Linked DNA regions of Homo sapiens: region 1 is linked to region 2. The links are chromatin loops, found by intact Hi-C in ENCODE. Cell type or tissue: Calu3. All regions are shown on one strand. Each heading gives the region's core, and the rest is flanking DNA. Links, peaks and the distances in the headings are about the cores only.

The links. Peaks named below come from ENCODE experiments on the same cell type or tissue, not always from the same donor. Only the 100,000 strongest peaks of a DNase experiment are listed, where the experiment ranks them.
Region 1: it touches region 2 in a loop (3-fold over the local background); 3 of 110 quality-filtered maps call a loop at or near these places.

The regions. Positions count from the first base shown.
Region 1 is chr10:541,561-551,985 of GRCh38, forward strand. The region is part of intron 1 of DIP2C (disco interacting protein 2 homolog C); the gene reads right to left. Among named protein-coding and RNA genes, the nearest start is that of DIP2C-AS2, 82 kb to the right of the region's middle. RefSeq lists an enhancer at 180-680. In Calu3, for the core only: no CTCF peak of the experiment used is centred there; a DNase peak (open chromatin) is centred at 5,591.
Region 2 is chr10:608,986-619,410 of GRCh38, forward strand. All of the region lies in intron 1 of DIP2C (disco interacting protein 2 homolog C), which reads right to left. Among named protein-coding and RNA genes, the nearest start is that of DIP2C-AS2, 14 kb to the right of the region's middle. In Calu3, for the core only: no CTCF peak of the experiment used is centred there; a DNase peak (open chromatin) is centred at 4,486.

The sequences.
Region 1 (10,425 bases), core at 877-8,876, 68 kb before region 2:
CTGAACACCCCCATCTCTCCTGGATCCCACAGCGTGACCCTCCACATGACCACACCCATCTCTCCTGGACCCCACAGCGTGACCCTCCACCCGACCACACCCGTCTCTCCTGGAACCCCAAGAGTGACCCTCCACCTGACCACCCCCATCTCTCCTGGATCCCACAGCATGACCCTCCACACTGACCACACCCATCTCTCCTGGACCCCACAGCGTGACCCTTCACCTGACCACACCTGTCTCTCCTAGACCCCACAGCATGACCCTCCACCTGACTGCACCCTGTCTAGTGCATCCCTGCACCTGTCTCTCGGCCCCCCTCACCTCACTTCCTCACCTTCTCGTCGGGTCAAGCACCAACAATCCGCTGTGTGCCTGGTGCACTGAGCCTTGTCAGGGGCCTCTGGGCCGCGTGCCAGGACACGCCCCTGGGGACTCCCAGTGCACACGTTGGTCTCCTGCACACTTGGCTCTTCTATCTGCGGGAGCCGGCACCCACCCCTACAACTGACTGCACTCTCAGAAAAGTCCCAGAAGACCCCTCACCAACCCAGCAACACCTTGAGGCCACATCCCACTTGCCTGCTGGCTCCTGAACCTCCCCCACCCTGTGACGGCTCACTCCCTCCTGAGCTCCTTCTGCTCCCTGCCTGCCTCTGCGAGTTACCTCCTGGGCGATGCCAGGTGACGGTAACATCAACCAGGAGGCACTGCTGAGAAGCAGAAAGCATGGTGCAGTGCCCAGAACGTCATGTCCCTCAACAGATGCTCTATGTCTTCTCCTCCTCTCCTGGCAGAGCTTTGCTGTAGGAAGAAGGCCATTCCTCCAGTGCTGCTACTTCCAACACTGGGGAAAACAAGCTTCAGAAAGGAACGGTGTCAAAGAGGCAGGACCCACCAGCAGGACTGCCAGCGGCCAGACGACCACAGCCCCAGCATTCCCCAGCCACTACGGCCGACAGCCCAGGCTCCAGAAATGCACAGCTTCAACCTTCAGAGTAAAAACCCTCCCAAGCCAACTATTTCTTCAACAATCGGATTGGGGAATGGAGGGTTCTAACCCTGCCCCTCTCTATACCACAGATCATCAGATCCCAGTTCTTATCAGATTGGGAAGTGGGGGGTTCTGACCCTGTCCCTCTCTATACCACAGGTCATCAGATCCCAGTTCTTATCGGATTGGGGAGTGGGGGGTTCTGACCTTGTCCCTCTCTATACCACAGGTCACCAGATCCCAGTTCTTATCAGATTGGGGAGTGGGGGGTTCTGACCCTCCCCCCTTCTCTATACCACAGATCATCAGATCCCAGTTCTTACGGGATTGGGGAGTGGGGGGTTCTGACCCTGCCTCTCTATATACCACAGATCATCAGATTCTAGTTCTTTTCTAAGCCCAGCACTTTGCTTCTGCCACATGCAGTCATCCTCAGCACCAGGAAAAGTCAAACATTGAGTGATGACGATGACACCAATACCAAAAGTCAGAAACATTGAGTGATGATGATGACACCGATACCAACACATGCGGCTCTGGCAGCTTTGGTAACTCGCTGCACAGATACAACTGGACAGCAGTGAGATCCATGGACATCACCAGTCTTCGCAAGGATCGTGTTCCTGAATCTTCTGCGTTAGGAATAACCGTCTCCTTTGCAAGGGCTGAACCATGCTTCCCACTCGCCTGTCCTCTGCCTTCACCAGCTTTGTGCGCATTTCCGGGCAAGTGTCTGTGCAGGTGCCATCACTGATTTCAGTAGCGAGAACGTACACAGACACCACACAGAAATGGGTAACCCTGTTAGGAGCTGTGCAGGGAGATCTAACTCATCAGATGTGCCAAATTCCTGTTGCCATGGAAATTAAACTGACGTTGCCGTGACCACATCTCTTACTGCACCACTAAAGACCATCTGGGTAAGAGGAAAGTGCTTCTGCAGAGCATTCAGCTCACGTTTACATGTCCGTTTTCCCTGAATACGGTTGTTACGTGAGATAGAAATCAGTAAGATAGGCTGTAACATATAGTATGGATCGTTGTGTCTCCTAGGCTCAAACACATCCTTTAAGATCCTCAGAAAATGAAGTTTAACTCTCTGGGGACATGAGTTACATAGTAACATGTTTTGGATACAGTCTCTTTCGCATTCTAAATATCAACACCAAATAAGTTCTTTAGTTTCTTTTTACATTGAAAAGCATTTACAAACCATAAAATCCCCCATATTAAAGGGTACAATTCAGTCTTTTTAGCATATTCTCAAAGCTGCACAACAATCACCACTAGTATTTAATTCTGGGACTTTTTCACCACCCGCAAAAGAAACCTTGAATCCATTAAGAGTCAGCACCTGCTGCTTCCTTCCGCCAGCCCCTGGCAATCGCCAGCCGACTTCTGTTTCTCTGGATTTGCCCACTCTGGACGCCTGTCGTGAGTGGGCACATAGTGCGTGACCTTTGACGTGACCTTTGGTGCCAGCATCTTTCACGTTCAAGGTGACTGGTATCGTACAGTGCGTGACCTTTAGCATGACCTTTGGTACTGCCATCTTTCACATTCAAGGTGAGTGGAATCGCACAGTGCGTGACCTTTGGTGTGACCTTTGGTGCCGGCATCTTTCCCGTTCAAGGTGAGTGGAATTGCACAGTGCTTGACCTTTGGTGTGACCTTTGGTGCTGGCATCTTTCACATTCAAGGCTCATTGGAGCACATGTTCTTTTGTTCCTTTTTACGGCTGAGTGATACTCCATTGTGTGCAAATTTTCTTTATCCACTCATCTGTTGACAGACATCTGGGCTGTTTCTACTCACTGTTACGAATAATGCTGCTATGAAGATTCTTGCATAAGATTTTTTTGTAAAAACGTTTTCAGTTTTCTTGGGCATATGCCTGGGAGTGAAATTGCTGGGTCGTACAGTGATTTTATGCTTAACTTTTCTGAGGAACTGCCAGACTTTTCCAAAGCAACTGTACCATTTTCCTTCCCCTCCCACTAGCAATATATACAGATTCCAATTTTCCCATCTTCACCAACATGTCACCGTCCAGTACTGGGGTTTTACCCATCCCAGTGGTTGTGAAGTGGTATCTCACGGTGGTTTTCATTTTCATTTCTAAGATGACTAATTCTGTTAAATATCTCATGTGCTTTTTAAGGCATTTATGTATCTTTCTTTGGAGAATGTCTATTCAAATCCTTTGTCCATTTTTAAATTGGATTTTCTTTTCATTGCTGAGTAAGTTTTTAAAGATATTCTTGATATCAGGCCCTTATTGGGATAATGTGTCTTGTTCTGTGGGTTGTGTCTTTTTACTTTAATAGTAACCTCTGAAATGAACATTTTTAATTTTGATACTGTCTTTTCCCCTTCAGTTGCTTGTTATGCTTTAGACATCTCATCTAAGGAACCATTGCTTAATTCAACGTAACAGTTTCACCTGGATTCTCCCCTAAGGGTGTAATGAGCTGAACTGTGTCCCCGCAAGATTCCCATGTTAAAGCCACAACCCCTAGAAACTCAAAATGTCACAGGGCCTTTAACGTGACAATTTAGGTCCCATAAGATCTTAAGAGTAGGCCCTGATCCAACATGACTGGTGTTTTCCCTTTTTTTTTTTTTTTTTTTTTTTGAGTTTCACTCTCTCTGTCCAGGCTGGAGTGTAGTGGCATGACCTCAGCTCACTGCAACCTCCGCCTCCCAGGTTCAAGCAATTCTCCTGCCTCAGCCTCCTGGGCAGCTGGGACTACAGGCACCTGCCACAACGCCCAGGTAATTTTTGTAGTTTTAGTAGAGATGAGGTTTCACTGCTGATCTGTAACTCCTGACCTCAGGTGATCCACCCACCTCGGCCTCCCAAAATGCTGGGATTACAGGTGTGAGCCACCACGCCCAGCCATGACTGGTGTTCTTATAATAGAGAATTTAGACACACAGAGTCCTCAGTGCTGCACACACATAAGAGAAACCCATGAGGACACAGAGAAGACGCCGTCTACACAGAATGGGGTGAGGACCCGGAGGATCGAACCCTGCCTGCACCTTGACCCCAGGCTTCCAGCCTCCAGAACAAAGGAAATAAGATGCTGTTTAAGCCTCACAGTCTGCGGTGTCTGTTACGGTACCCAGCAGACTGACAAAATGGGTCTCACAGTATCGACTCTTACACTGGATCCATTTTGAGCTATTTTTTTGTGTAGGGTGAGGGAGGGTGCAGTCCATCCTTTTCCATGTGGATATCCAGTTGTCCCAGCACCACTAAGTTGCGAAAGGAAAAAAGTAAAGCAACCCCTTACAACCTTTCTCCATCAACAGATTAGAAGGTACACTGAAGAATCATGGACAATTTGTTGTCGGTTTAAGCCGGTGGTTTTCAAACTTTTGGGTCTCAGGAACCCTTTACAGTTTATTAAAGATCACAAAAAGCTTTCTCATGAGGCCGGGCATGGTGGGCTTATGCCTGTAATCCCACCCAGCACTTTGGGAGGCCAAGGCAGATGGGTCACTTGAAGTCAGGAGTTCCAGACCGGCCTGACCAACATGGTGAAACCCCATCTCTACTAAAATAATAAAAATTATCCGGGCTTGGTGGTGGGTGCCTGTAGTCCCAGCTACCTGGGAGGCTGAGGCAGGAGAATCACTTGAACCCGGGAAGCAGAGGTTGAAGTGAGCCGAGGTCACGCCACTACACTCCAGCCTGGGTGACAGAGCAAGACTCTTAAAAAAAAAAAAAAAAAGTAACAAATTTATTTTAAAATAATAAAGTCATTACATGTTAATAAACAGCACAGTCTTAAAGAAAAAACCATTTTCCAAAATAAGCAGCAGTGTGGCAACAGTTTGTGCTGCTGTGAGAACACCTAACGCCTCTCTGCACCTCGGACAGCAGGGTTCTCATGCCTCCATCTGCGTTCAGTGGGCTGCAGAACTCTGGTTGAAGTTTATGAAAAATGTCTGATCCCATGCTATATACAGTTAGGAAGAAGTATTTTTCACTGTGCTTTCACATAGTTTTAGGTATTCTCTGCTGCCAAATGTCACAAGCGGCACTTCCATGCAGGCTGTCTGCAACGCAGAGTCTGGACCCTGGTCGACGGGCCTTTCTGCCCCAATTCCTTTTAAGCGGACTGGTCTGTCCTGCACTTGAGTGGCTCTTTTACCAGCACACGATTTTGTAACTGGTTAGAAAACACTGGTTCAGAGTTATGAGCAGCTTCCACATTTCATTATGTCAAAAAAAAAAATCACATCAATATCACCACTGATCACATGAGAAAGTGGCAGACACAAGATTTGTATATTTTAATATTCACTGGAAAGCTCCAATGGCTATCATTGGGAATAACGTAAGGTATTTTCCTTGAGATGAAAGAATCAATTTGTTCATTTTTCAGGCCACACCTGCAAATACCTATCTCTTAAGTGGCAGAGTTTGTAAGTCATTCTTTAGATAAAGAAGGCCATTAGTGGAAGAAGCGGTTCTGCAGGTTCATGGGAGAGCACTTGGTGCCTCTGAGCTAAGATAACCATCAAATCCTCGGAAGACGCACCTCTGCATACTTCCTGTTTCTCATTCAGAACATTCCAGAGGGAACCCGGAATCCCGGTGCTGCAGCGGGACTGAAGTTTGCTCTCACCCACACAATAAACCCAGGGAGCTCCCCCAGCCCCCATCGCGAGGCCACAGCCTTGGTCCTCTGATCCAGGAGGGCTCCTGCAGCTCCAGCCTACAGGGAGAAGCATGCACCCACACATCAGAAAGCCCTCCCAGGCCCAGCGAGCACTTCTGCTTATGTGCCAGCCAAGTGTGTGTAACAGGGCCACAGCCAGCTGTGAGGCAGGCAGTGAGGTACCCAGCAAATACTCAGGGCTCACATCACTGAGAAGGAAGGAAGGTTGACAGCGAAGTACCCAGCAAATACTCAGGCCTCATGTTACAGAGGAGGAAAGCAGGCAGACAGTGAGGTACCCAGCAGGGTTCACATTATCCAGGAGGAAGGGAGGGTGGAGAAAAAGGGGCTGGAACAGTCTCTGTCATGAGCTTTAGCATTTACAAGGCTTGCTGAAGATTATCCGATTTGATCTTCACAATAGCTCACAAGATAGGCAGAGGCATGACTTTTCAGAGATCCAGAGAACTGATGATGACCACGTGCTTTTCCCACAGGCTCCCAGAAATCATCCTCAAATCATCTCTCAGTTTATACATGTGATAAAATCTCAGTCACGTCCCCTCTCTGCAGGGGGATTTTAACGCTGCCCTGCTGTTCCATCGCACCCCTGCCCTCTCCTGCATTTCATCCATGCCCACCATCCCTGGGGAGCCCACACCACCCCACCCGCAGCTGCTGATGGCTTGGGTCACCCTTATCTCTCATTTCCACCTGCAGGGACCTGTTCTGCCTTCAAATGCAGCTCAAACCCACTCATTGTGTGAAGCCTTTTTCAGCCATCACAACTGTCACATGTAAAAGCAGTCTGCAATGCTTCATTTAGGAGGTGCTTGTGTTGCCTCATTGGCTGTGATCAGGACCAAATTCTGAGCAAACCAGGTGGTGTGGTGGTCCCCTGTCCCCACCTCTGCCCCAGTGCACCTAAAACAAGGATTCCTGGAAGCACCTTTTCAGTCCAATTCACACGAGTCTGCCCCACCCCCCCCCCCACAGGAAAGCCCTGGTGGTCAGGGCTCAGGGCCCCCAGGTGGGTAAGGAGAGCTTGGTGCCCTCTCTGGAGTTGTCGCCCAGAGACCTACGGCTGGAAGGGAAGAAACTTGCATCCTGTGAAACATCCAGCCCCGAGACCCACTCAGGAGCAGAAGACGGGAAAAGAGCATCGAACAGCCCCTCGGGAGGGCAGTCAGCAGGAGCCGCGGAGGCCACCGGGATGGAGGGAGGGAGGGAGGGAGGGAGGCAGGCAGGCAGGCAGTGAGGCCAGAGGTGATGTGGCCAGGAGGGAGGGAGGGAGGCAGGCAGGCAGGCAGGCAGGCAGCGAGGACAGAGGTGATGTGGCCGGGAGGGAGGTGATGTGGCCAGAGGTGACGTGGCAAGGGTTATGGGGGTGACATGGTGTGGTGGGGGGAGGAGATGTGGCCAGAGGTGATGTGGCCGGGGGAGGAGACATGGCTGGAGGGAAGCGACAAGAGGGGTCTCCAGGCCTCAGACTGTGGAGCTTTCACGCTCGCACAACCTCACAGACTGTGCCTGATTTATGGATGACATTTTAATTAAGATGTTACATCTAACTTTAAAGAAAAGTAGTTATTTAGAACCATTGTGTATGTTTAAAGCACGGTACAAATATAGCACATTTCCCAAACCAAAGAACAGTGCATTGCAGGAAAAAATAGCAGCTCACAAAAAAAAAAAAAAAAAAAAAAAAAAAGTGAGTAAAGAAAAAATTCATTTAAGATCAGAAATAAAGATCCTACAGCTCTTCTAGTCCAATCCCCCACCCTAACGTGAATGGGGGAAAAAGCCAAGTAGATTCTAGTTAGTCAGAATTAAAGGCAAAACCGATCCACTTTACTTTCTACTTGACAGAAAACAAGCAGCTCATCAAGGAATCCCTACAAATAGTAGCTTTAAGAGTCCCCAAAATGCAAAATTCACGTTCAAATTCAATCAACTGCTAAGTGCGATAAAGTTACTTTTTCATTATTGCTTCCCTCATCCCCAGGGGCCTTTTTAGACCTTTTTTCCCCAATTGCCTCCAACACCCAGGAAATTTAAACCCCACAAGTAAGCTATGTCTCAATTAACACACAGCACCCTTTGGAGCAGACAGTCCATTGCTCTAAGACGTCCTTGTCACCTAAGCACCAAGTACAGCCTGAGAAGATACAACGCGTCCACACACGGACTCGGGCCCATCCACAAGCCAACAGGTGAGATGTGGCACATGAGAAGGAAGACGAGACCAATGAGCTTCACCAACACCCCAAAACCACGCAGAAGTGACCCATACAGCCTGCTTGGGCGCCAGTGACTCCTGGGAAACAGCCAAGGGCGGCATTTGGAGAAGCAGCACCACAGGCCAGGAGGGTCTGGTGGCTTCAGAGGGGAGGGGTGCCCCCGACCAGGTGCCGGGGGCTTCAGAGCGGAGGGCCCCCCCCGACCAGGTGCTGGAGGCAGCGGGACAAGCCATGGGTGCCCTCGTCACTTTTCACTCCCTACTCCCGATTCTTGCCCTGAAAGCTCGCAGCAAGTCCAGGTATTTATTTACCCATAAAATTAAGTATCTGTGAGTAACACTAGTCACTAATTCACATAGATCTGAGTCCACAGATACCTCTAGAGACACCACCATCCCTTCTGGTAGAAGGGCAGCCCAGGGGCCCACACTGCTAGGAAGGGAGACTGTGTCTCCAGCCTGACAATGCAGAGTCCCCAACACAAGGTCTACCTTCTGGAACCATGCGGTGTCCTACAGAAGCAACAAGGGACGTGTAGCTTTTTTTTTTTTTTTTTTCTCTTAAGACAGTCTCCCTCTGTCGCCCAGGCTGGAGTGCAGTATCACAATCTCAGCTTGCTGCAATCTCTGCCTCTCGGGTTCAAGTAATTCTCCTGCCTTGGCATCCTGAGTAGCTGGGATTACAGGTGCCTGTCACCATGCCCAGCTAATTTTTGTACTTTTAGTAGAGACAGGATTTCACCATGTTGGCCAGGCTGGTCTCGAACTCCTGACCTCACGTGATCCACCCGCCTTGACCTCCCAAACTGCTGGGAATACAGGTATGAGCCACAGTGCCCGGCCCATGTAGCTATTTAAATTTGTCTAAAATTAAATAAAATTAGAAGTATCAGTTTCTCATTTGCACTTCAAGCATTCAATTACCCACAGGTGGCCACTGACCACAGAGGCTGGTAGAGAGACGCTGCAGTTCCACACCGCAGAAGGATCTATGGACAAAGTGGCTCTAAGATCATCTCGGCATCTTTATATTGAAGCTACTGAAGTTTTACTCTGTTTACTATAGATATCAACATTCTCCCATTTAAAAATGTCAGTGCTATTACAACAATCAGATCTGTGACCTCCCAGAAGCTCTTCTCCTCCTGGACAAATAACCGCAGAGCGTCTGCACTCTGCCTTCACACTAAGGGATGGCAGAAGCCTCCTGTAAAATCAGGTGGAGAAAAAAAAATGAATCCCTAGCCCCTCTCCCCCTACGATTTTGTGAAACTCCTCTTAATATTCAGAATAATTGCCAGAGTTGCAATAAACAAGCATCCCTTGACCAGGAAGCAACAGGGAAGCAAGAAGAGGGATGCTCCATTCCCTCTGGGACCCCAGGCCTGGCCGGGACTGAGAAGGTCAGCACAGCCAGTCAGGCCTGCACACCCGATGCGAACCGTGCACATGGCTTCCCCGGGCCTCGGTCTCCCCTCTGCCCTCACTGGACACTGTGGCTCTGGTACATACCTGATGCGAACTGTGCACACGGCTTCCCCGGGCCTCGATTTCCCCCTCTGCCCTCACTGGACACTGTGGCTCTGGTACATACCTGATGCAAACCATGCACACGGCTTCCCCGGGCCTCGGTCCTCCCTCTGCCCTCACTAGACACTGTGGCTCTGGTAGAGGCAGCCTCTGAGCTCCAACACCCACAGCCAGTCCCCTCCTTGCAGGTCTCGGCTCTGCTGACACTGCCTCAAGCGCCTCCCTGATGCTTCTCAACATCGTCCACGTACCATGCCCCCTCCTCCCCACAGCCCTGGCTGCCGCCCACCCCGCCATGGAGCCTGGCATACAGCAGGTGCCTGAGACACCCCAAGGGGCAGGCATGCCAGGGTAGGGCTTGGAGTTCCAAAGGCCACGTCCCGCTTACCACAGGTGCCACGGAGGCTGTGGAAGGGGTCCAGGCTGCAGGTCTGCACTCGGCTTCTCCTGGCCCCCGAGGCCAATAACCTAGCAAGGGAAAGCAGCTGGAAGCAGGATCCCAAAAGCCCTTCCTGGCTCAAGAGGAAGGAGGCCTCGGTGCACAAACCCACAAGTGCCTTCCCTCCTGCCAGGCTGGCTGTGTCACAGCAGCATGTCCATCTTCCCTGGGCTCAGAGAAAGGTGAGGGACTCAGCCCCGAGTGTGAACAGTCAAGCTCCCACTAGCTGTGCAGACAATCTCCCTAGCCCTGGCTTGGGAAGGGTCCAAGAGCAAACACAGCCATCTTGCCCACACAGGTACAGAATTCAGCCAGCTCTCTCAATGGAGTTGTGACAGGTCAACTCCAGGCTCCTCAGAGCCAGGCTCTGGGGTTCAACCTCGGGCCACTGCACCTTTGAAATGCGGCTGTGGACTCCCCTAGGCCGCTCAATGTCACGGCCCATTTCGTTCAGATGCTGCAGGCCCCTGCCGTGGTGTCACACCCAGGACACCCCTGCCAGCATCCTCTGAGACGCTGCTATAGCTGTTGTGATCTGAGAACAGCCACA
Region 2 (10,425 bases), core at 1,442-9,441:
CCTAATATCTACACAGAAGAAAACCCTATAAGCATGATTTTGTCATCACTTTACCAGTATAGTCATATAAACAAAAGGAGTATCACAAAAGCAAAGGGTAAGACCACGTTTGGTTTTTATGACTCGCAGTTCTAAATTTAATATGAAATTGCTAAAACCACCAAGACAAACATGACTACAAAAATATTTAATGATCTTCACCTAAATTCAAGTCACCATTCAACCACCAATACCTCTGCTCTCCTTACAGGAACTTTCCAAAAGTAAATTCTGGAATTAACAGGACAAGTTTTTTCTGGTGATGGAAATTAGGAAGAAATTGGTTGAAGGCTGTTCCCTGGCTGTCAGAAACTTTTTCTCAATAGTATTTTGTAAAATAAAAGCATCAAATAGATCTTTACATTCACTTACAATCTATCAAACAATACTGGAGCAAGCTTGAAATACTAGCCACATCCTATCAGGGCTGACTAACATTCAATCAGCATCAGTCTCTCCTTTCAGCATCCACAGCTCATCTTCTCAAACCCACTTAAGATTTCATAATTAACTCAATTAAAAAACAATGTAAGTCATCTCCTTTATCTTTGACATGAAGGGCTAATTTCCCCCCAAAATAGTTCCTCTTTCCTTGATGTGATTTAGTCTGTGGTTAGAGTATTTAACAGGATAACTTGTGTTTCTTTCCTTCTTAGAAAATAAAATACATCACCTTTCCAATATCAAAAACACTAACTGATAATGCTATAGGTTAACCAGGTCAAAAGCATTTTTTAAGAAGTTAAAAAGAACCTAACTGCATCTTTGGATCTTATGTGAGGCAATGTCCAGGGTCACTGGGACCCCTGCTTGGTCAGTGCAGCCGGGTACCAATTAGAGACAGAAACCCAAGCGTTCACTCAAAGCCCCTTCCCAGCGGTTCTTCCTAGTGGAAGCGAGGGGCACAAAGGAATGCGGCATTCCACCGAGGGCTTTGGGGACAGGCTGCTTGAGAACATCAAAGTGGCTCACGTCCCCCAAATATAAAGCCAGTGACTGCTCCCAGCTTCAATGCAGCACCGTCCACAGCAGCCAAGATCCGGAATCACCTGAGTGCCGGTCAACAGGGGATGAAGGGAATGTGGCCTGAGCATACACAGGAGCAGTACTCCACCACACAGAGGAGAGAGCCCTGTCATCCACAACAGCATGGAGCTGGAGGACATTACATTAAGCAAACGAGCCAAGCACAGAAAGAAATGGTGCATGTTCTCACTCATGAGCAGGAGCTGACAGCAGATGTCATGGAGGCCAAAAGTAGGTGGTCAGCAGGGCCCACTCATAAGCAGCATGGGGAGAGGCTGGTAAGGGGCACAAACACACAGCCTGACAGGAGCACAAGATCTACTATTGATAAACCAGCAGGGGAATGTCAGTGGGTCACCTACTGTGTATTTCAAAACAGCTAGGAGAGAATAACTTGAATGTTACTAGCACAAGGAAAAGAAAATGTTTAAAGTGAAAGACATCCCAATTACCCAGATTTGATCAATATAGGGACGTATCAAGGTATCACATGCACCCTGAAAATATGTACATATATTATGTATCAACAAAAACAAAAATAAACCAATGACAGAATCGTTTGCGAAGCAAGTGCAGGTAAGAACGGGGAGCCAGACATGGTGTGGCTGTGTGTCCCCACCCAAATCTCATGCTGAACTGTAACCCCCAGTGTTGGAGGTGGGCCCTGGTGGGCGGTGACTGACTCATGGGGGTGGTTTCTAACCCCCCAGTGTTGGAGGTGGGCCCTGGTGGGAGGTGACTGACTCATGGGGGTGGTTTCTAACGCCCCAGTGTTGGAGGTGGGCCCTGGTGGGAGGTGACTGACTCATGGGGGTGGTTTCTAACCCCCCAGTGTTGGAGGTGGGCCCTGGTGGGAGGTGACTGACTCATGGGGGTGGTTTCTAACCCCCCCGTGTTGGAGGTGGGCCCTGGTGGGAGGTGACTGACTCACGGGGGTGCTTTCTAACCCCCCAGTGTTGGAGGTGGGCCCTGGTGGGAGGTGACTGACTCACGGGGGTGCTTTCTAACACCCAGTGTTGGAGGTGGGCCCTGGTGGGAGGTGACTGACTCATGAGGGAGGTTTCTAATGGTTTAGCACAATCCCAAGTGCTGTCTCATGATAGTTCTCATGAGATCTGGTTGTTTGAAAGTGCATGGCACCTTCCCCTTCACTCTCTCTTTCCGGCCATGTAAAGACGTGCCTGCCTCCCCTTCACCTTCCACCCTGATTGTAAGTTTCCCCAGATGTAGAAGCCTGTACAGCCCACAGAACAGTATGCCGATTAAACCTTTTTTCCTTATCAATTACCCAGCCTCAGGTAGTTCTTTATAGCAGTGGAAGAATAGCGCAGGCCGCAGGACCAGCAATGTTTTCCTTCTACCCAGCGGCCATCAAGGTCCCGCACTCTAGCTGGTTTTCCGAAGCCTTTGCCAGAGCACAGACTGTTTTTGGGAAACTAACTTTCCCCATCTCTGGCAAACCAGATGGGGCATCCTATTTGTCTCTTACCACCTTTCTCAGAGAAACCCCACCTCTGAAACAGCCTCCCACCAGGGCCTCTTTAGCAGCAGAAAAGCTGAGCATTCCTTGCACTTCCCTTGCTCTGAACAATTAAACATCTTAAGCTTCCTTTTTTTCCATCTTCCCCACTCACTGAAAAATCATCCGATGCTATTTTCCTAAGGCACACACGTAGGAAAGCAGTGCCATGAGAGCAGGGGCTCTTGTTCTCCCAGATCTGAGCCTGGCCCTCAAACACCAGCTGAATTCGTACTAACATGATATTCAGAGGCAGAAATGCAAATATCCCCACGACTTCAAATACCCTAGGATCTAACAGGCCCAGTGACCCATGTAACTATGGTTTGTGCTGGGCCATTCAACTGGTGTCCGAATCCCTGTCCAAGTAAGCTCTTTAATTTCAAGATTTTCAGACAGCTTTTTTTTAAGGGATCTATTATAGTTAAAATCAAGAATAACCCAGGACGGGTGCGGTGGCTCACGCCTGTCATCCCAGCACTTTGGGAGGCCAAGGTGAGCGCATCACCTGAGGTCAGGAGTTCGAGACAGCCTGGCCAACATGTTGAAACCTCGTCTCTACTAATACGAAAAATGAGCCAGCCATGGTGACGGGCACTTATAATCCCAGCTACTCAGGAGGCTGAGGCAGGAGAATGGCGTGAACCCAGGAGGCGAGGTTGCAGTGAGCCAAGGTCACACCACTGCGCTCCAGCCTGGGCAACACAGCAAGACTCCGTCTCAAAAAAAAAAAATAAACCAATACACCCACTTAATTCTTCACCGATGTCAAATATATCAGCTAAAAGAAAAATAATATGAAAGCATGTGTTTACATTTCAATGTTGAATTTAACTATCTTTTAAGAAGATATGAAGATGGAAAGAAGTTCCCCAAGGATGGAAGGAGAAAAAGCACAGTTAAGGAAATTTTAAAACCTCAGGAGAAAAACAAGTGTGGGGTAAGACCTCAAGGCAAAATTTTTCTTTGCACTTTGATTTCAAAAGAACAGAGATGCCCAAAATATGAACCCTCCCATCTGCATCTTATATTCCTCTACGTCCTTTGAAAGGCTGGAGATGGGATCCCAGGTTCCAAAGGGCCCGGCCACAGCTCACATCAGGTGGCATCTTTCACAGCCGTTTACTCCGCCGACTGTGTCTAGAGAGCTCTGTGGCCCAATTTACACAAAAAGGTCCTAATTTACACACATGTTCATTGCTTTGAACAGAGTCTCAAGAAATGAGACAAATATTGACGCTCCACAGAAGCAAGTATTCTCTTCCGGAAAGTCAAGAAGTGTCAGGTTCCCATGAGCCAAGCAGCTTGGTTACGGAAAGCACTGGCTGACTTGCTGGTTTACTGTTAAATGCATGTAAAATTTTAAGGGATCCGGCCCCCCTCCCAGTGGGTGTGCACGTTGAGCTGGCTGCAGCAGTGATGAACGCTGACCACGTTCTTTCCTGCAGTTTTGCTTCAAGCAGAGCATCCCACACCCAGGAAGAGGTCACAGGACAGCATGGCCCAAGGTCTAGGACCGTTCTAAGGAGAGCTACAGGCTGACTGCCTCGTCTGCAAAAAACAGTCACTCATTTCAGGGGAAATTACCAGAGTTCATAACATGTGAATTTTTAAAATTCAGATTTCTAATTTCATCCCATTAGAACTTTTGAAGAACAGATGTGCACCTGCTCCAAGCCAGTGAGAGGACGCTCGGACAGTCCCTTACAGGTCCTCGGCCTCCGCCTCCCACCTAGAAAACGTCAGCTAGAGCCGATCACAGTGCAGTGCGATTTTCTATAAATAATGTGCACGCCTGCATCTGAGCTGAGATGTGAATGTCTGGAACGTGCCTGCCAGGCCCGGGAGGAACTGCAGCAGCTGTGGACACAAGCCCACTAAGGAATCCGATTTGGAGGGAACTCAAGGCACCTAAAACTGGTTCCACTGGTTTTTCTTGGCAAGGCTTGACCAGGCAAACAACTGCATTCGTCTCCACCCTGGAAATATGCGATTCCTTACCTCTCAATAATTGTCACTGTTTCTAATTCATGGTAATTGGGATGGGGACTTAACAGCAGGTAATTAGAGCAATTGCAGAATTTGCTACTGAATTACAATGGCAGATTCCTGAGAATGGAAGAACTGTTGCCCAGGAATGGAGTTCAACAGATCCTCTCCACACCCTGGTAAACATGGCATTTCGCACACCTGCTTTGGTCCCCCAGCCACCCTCCTGATCTCAACAGGTCTTCCCTGTGCCCCGGGAAACATGGCGTTTCCACACACCCCTGCTTTGGTTCCCCGGCCACCCTCCTGATCTCGGCCATCTGATGGCATCACTCCCCACAGCTGGAAACACCTGACCTCTTGTCACCCTCCCATCTGCCCTGCCTTCCTCCAGCCCAGGATATTCAGGGATACCCACATACAGGACCAGGAAACCAGGCATTATCCTAAACCAGTGCCTGCATTCAACGTCCTCCATGGCAGGACAGTCACCAACAGCCAACGCTCCCAGAACCTTCCACCTCAAAACAGGCACACATCTGGATTCAAGCTGACAACGCTGCATTCTCTTTGCCATGCACACATGGAGGCATGTCAGGTTCCACCTAAAAGGTATCACTGGGTTCCACGGTGGCTAGGAGCCCAAGCCGAGTCACACTTGGTGATCTCAATTCACCATCCACACAGAGAAGCCTGCAGTTTTCCTCCAGTGTATGGTGTGGATGATGGGTGCATTTCCCCTGGAGACTCGGAGACGGGAGCCTGGCCAAGGAGGCCAGAGTCACCCCAGCCCCCGCCAGGCCTGGACATGCACCTCTTTGTCTGCACACAGTACCCAAGTCTAACAGTGCCGGCTCTGTGGTGGGATCCGTCTCGGCCTGCAGAGGACCCGGGGCACAGGAACCATGCAGCCTGGCTGCAGCCAGAGGCCTAAGGGATCCCCCCACGAGGCTCTCCAGCCAAGGTGCCCTCACCACAGGCACAGCCGTGCAAGAGAACTGCCTGCTGAACTGGAAACGTCCCAATCTGCTCGGCCGACACAAAGACAACAGCCACCTACAGCTGCTGAGCCCCGAAACATGGCCACTGGGCCTGAAGGGCTGAGTCTTGAATGTGATCCATAAAGTTCCTTTCAAGTGTGTTTAGCTGTGTAATCAAATCTTTATTCTAATGAAATTTAAAGGAGCCTCTGGCTACGGGCTCCCTTGCCGGGTATCGCGGCTCCAGGGAGTAGGTATGGGAAGGAGAGGCCCAGAGCCTCTCTGCATTCTCCACACTGATCCAACACGTCATCATAAGGAAAAGCACTCCAGCAGGAGAGGTGTGCATGGGAAGAACTGGGTTGGCCCTGACACAAGCGTGACCCCCATGGCATCACAGTTGCCTCAGCCAAGAGACAAGAGACAATGACACCCAGCTGGACAGGCCACCAGATGTGATGACACAGCCGAAGCGCTGGTCCCACGCCAGCCAGAAACCACCAGCTGCTCGTCCCATGTGAAACAGGCAGCGCTGTCCCAAGCCCTCATTAAGAAAGGAGAATTAAGGAAGCAATTCCCGTGATTCCCACGACACACGTGACACTTCTCGGAGAGAGACACAGGCTTCACTGTGAAAGTGCAGAGGACGGTGCGGTCCCTAGGCGGGCTGCTTCTCCCAACGATCGGGGAAGAAATGAGATCTGTTTCCCTGTAGGAAAATCATTTGTACCGTGATTAGACAGAAGACAGAAGGTGGCTGATGTTATCAAATCACCAAGCACTGCATGGCTGCTTCTGCAAGGAGGGCCTGGAAACTCGCAGCCACCCGCATAGGGGCCACGGTGTTTACAATGGAGACACAGGTGACTATGAGGTCTGGCTTCCTCAGGGACGCTAAATTTGAACTTTCGCCACTGAGGAATCAGTCATTTACAGTCACTCACCCTCAATGCAGAAGAGGGCTCAAGACACTGCACCAGACTTCAACTCTCAGGGTTAGGGTCAGAGTCATCAAATTCACCAGTTTTACAAAACGTCTATTTACTTCGGATGCCAGAAGAGATGTAGGTTCATATACACACACACACCCGCCCCACACACACACACAGGGTTTGCTTAGCCTCTTCACCAGCGCATTTCACCGACAGATGACACATCCATGCCTCATCCATGGCAACACAGAAACCCACTTGGAAGACAGCCACTCCCACCAAGCTTCTTGACTTTAGTGTTTAAAATCTGCGTCTCATGCGTGAGATTACACTCCTCCAAACAGACATTGCGCCTGTGTCACTTCACCCAAAAGGGCTTTAGGAAACGACACGCAGCCCAGATGCCAGAGTTTGCCGGCCGTCTTACTCTAGCCTGATTCCTTTGTGCCTGTAGGGAGGCTCCACAGATACAGCCCGCTCACATTAATGACCACATGAGAAGCTCAGACCATAGACAAACTCAGTGCTGCATTTTTCCACATTTATCACCCTTTTGTTTTATCCTGAAGACGCTGAGAAAGGCTGGGGCAGATCTCCTCCTTGAGTGTAATGACTCCAGGCACTTCTCTTCACCCAGGTCATCCCTCAGTCACACACACTTGAGAAACAAAAGCAATTCTGTTCTCTTCACTCTGGGTTCCAAGTACTAAATTCCTCGATTTTATCAATTAGATTATCAAGCAGCCGTTTGTAATCTGGACCGCAATCCGATACAAAATTTAAAGCTAATTTAGGTGGCAGTAATAGCTCCTATTTACGTTACAGACAAGCATGAATGAAAACTTTAATCTGTGTTTATTGTCCATAGGACCCATTTTGTAAACAAACCAATTATTCAAGCAAGGATTGTCTTCAGTCAGACGCAAATTAATTTGCTTTGTTCATAAAAGATTTTCTTATTTTAGGAATTTTTAAATCCATGGTCTGCATTTCCCAAGCCTGTCTCTGCACAGCGGGACTTCCCAGGGCATCCCATCAGCGGGCCCACTGAACAGAATAAGCAGGCAGCCCCCAGACCAGGAATCAAGTCTGAGCCCCAACAGCCCCTCGCCCAGCCAGGGCTTCCTCACCAGCACAGCACCCAGAGGTCTGCCAGGTTTAATGCCACGTGTGCGTGGAGAGCAGAGTGCGGGAAGGACCACAGTGGACATTCTACAAATGCAAATTCCCTCCTGGAATAGCCCAGCAACCCTGTGTACCTTCCTCAAAGTACCCAGGCCAGGCAAGCATAGAGAGTCTAATGGGGTGCCTAGGAATCAGCATTTAACACAATTCTGATGAAAATATTTGAGAGCCACGCCCATCAGCGAGAGGCCGCCGTGGCCTCTACTCATTTGCAGGCTCTGAAAAGACAGATTCAGATAACAGGCCAGACAGGACAAGGATGGGGAGGTGGAGGGCAAATTCCATGGACCACCAACCACCCCCCATCCCCACTGAGACTCCGTGATTTAAGGAAAGAAAGCCAGGGAGGGACTGAGATTTCACATAAAATGCGTAGCACATGGCTAAGGGCCAAGGTTAGGCAAGCCAGGAGCACACAACGGGGTTCACAGGCCCAGAGGTGCCCCCACACCCAGACCCCATGCAGACCTCCCAGGCACTGCCTCTGTGCCTCCCGCCTGACTTATTTCCTGCCCCCCGCCCCTACTGTGTTGGTATCTCAGCCGCCCCCTGAAATACACGACCTCCGCCCCCCACTACCGCACATGCCTCTCTACAAACTTGGGGGACTGCAAATAGCAGCGGGGTAAGAGCTGGGCTCTAGGGCCAACGTCCTGGCTGAGACACTAGTTCCACCCCACTCAGCTGTGATGTGAGCCCCTGAGATTTCTCAAATGTGAGATGGGAATGGTAACTGAACCCACTTCCCAGGGTGGCTGTGGAGACTGAGACCACACATGGCCATATCACGGCATCCAGCACACGTGGGACCCTAGCCGTGTTGCCCTTGATGGGAATCCTTCTATGCACCCTCTGCCACCAGGGCCAACTCCCAACAGTAGCTGTGGAGGGTGTGTCCTCTATTCCCACTCCACCCACCTCCCATTGCTCCACGCAGTGACCTGCCACGTAGCGGCCACCAGCAAACCCAGCCCCACTGTCCAGGCTCCTGTGGATACCACCCCCCCACCCCCACCCCTGCTTGGGGCGTCTTCCACTTGCGGTTCCGAAGGAGGCTGAGAAACCACCCTCAAGGGCGCTCACCTGCTCCTTGTTGCACGTAATGACCTGCCACACAGGGCAACCAGCAAACCCAGCTCCACCATCCAGGCTCTGGTGGGTAACCGCCCCCCCAGCCCCAGGTGTCTGGGAGGCTCAAAAACTGCCCTCCAAGGGCACTCATCTGTTCCTTATTGCACTAATACCTCGTTTACAGAAATCCACTTTGACTTCCCTGCACTGCAGGTGTGACAATTTAGGAATCCTGCTTGCTTGTGAGCTCCAAGAGCTTGAGGTCACGTCCACCTCACCAGCATCCCAGGACCCAGTACTGTCCCACTCTGTGATTGTGTGTTTAAAATTCCAAAATACTCTTTCAGAATGCTATTGGCATTTGGTCTGCACATAAAATGCTAAAAACCCTCAAGTGAAACAAGTATCTTCAACAGTTTGATTCAATCATGTGAGTTACACATCTGCCAAGTTGTAAAGCCTCATGCATTTTTCTGATAATATTTTCTTATGTATGGTCAAATGGTTCATTAATATAAATTACAAGAATCTCTAAGAAACAGGTTTTTTTCTGGCATTAGATGACCAAAGGAAAACTGGGTTCTGGCTGGCTTGCAGGCCTGGAGAGGCAGACATATCTGCTGAAACACAACCAAGCTCCTTCCCACTGACATGGCCTCGTCCCAGGCCCCTGAGCCGGACGCCCGCAGGCCCCTGGAGGAGCAAGCTGACCTGCCCACATTTCTCAAATGCACAGCTGTCGCTCGCACTGCAGACAGAGCTCAAGGCACGAGCAGGCGCCCACCATGCTAAAAATACCACACAGCGTCCACGCCAGGTGACGGTGGCTTTCACTCCATCCCAAAGCTCCATGTATGAATTTAGTCATGACTACTAAATAATGATTTTTAGACTCTCATGACAGACTTTGTTTGCTTTTATGCAACAAAGTTAAAAGACTATCACTCAGCTACAGCCTCTGAAACCGTGGAATAATTATTTGGGAACAGAGCCTCTGCCAGATCAGGATAAGTGCTTGGGACAATACCCCGTGACCTCGGTCCACACAGACACGTGCAGACCAGAGCCCTCCCGCACTGCTCAGCCACACGGCCACGTTCAGGCTGAAGCCGCACGATCGCCAGAAACACTGTCCCTCGCCAAGGTATGCCTGGCTTCTCCCTTTTTCCAGAACTTAACAAAACCTGAAAGGACAGGTCTGTGTAGAAAAACATCAAAAATACTTCCAATTCTTCTTTCCAGCTGAGGCTGCAGGAAGCTCATTTCAGCCCTCACTGTGTTCTGACTGTGGCCTGCTTCCCATAAGAAATAAAATCAGAATTCTAGTCGCTGTCTCCTGAGCTGTGTGGCAGGCGGACATACCTTCAGTTATGTGAGGAAAGGCACGGTGAGCCCCCTTCCTTCAGTAAAACTGCAGTTCCCAGAACACTGATGCCGTCCCCCTAACGCCACTGTGAACACCTGGACAAGTCACATTTCAATACGTGCACCTTCGTGGGCTAGTTTTACTACTTCTCTATTAAATCACCCCAAACTTAGTGCCCCAAACAACACGAACTTATTTTCTCACATTTCTGGAAACTGGAATCCAAAACAGGTCCCACCAGCTAACGTCGAGATGTCAGCAGGGCTGGCTCCGGGGAAGCGACCGTCTCCTTGCCTCCCTCAGCCTCTAGAGGCTTCC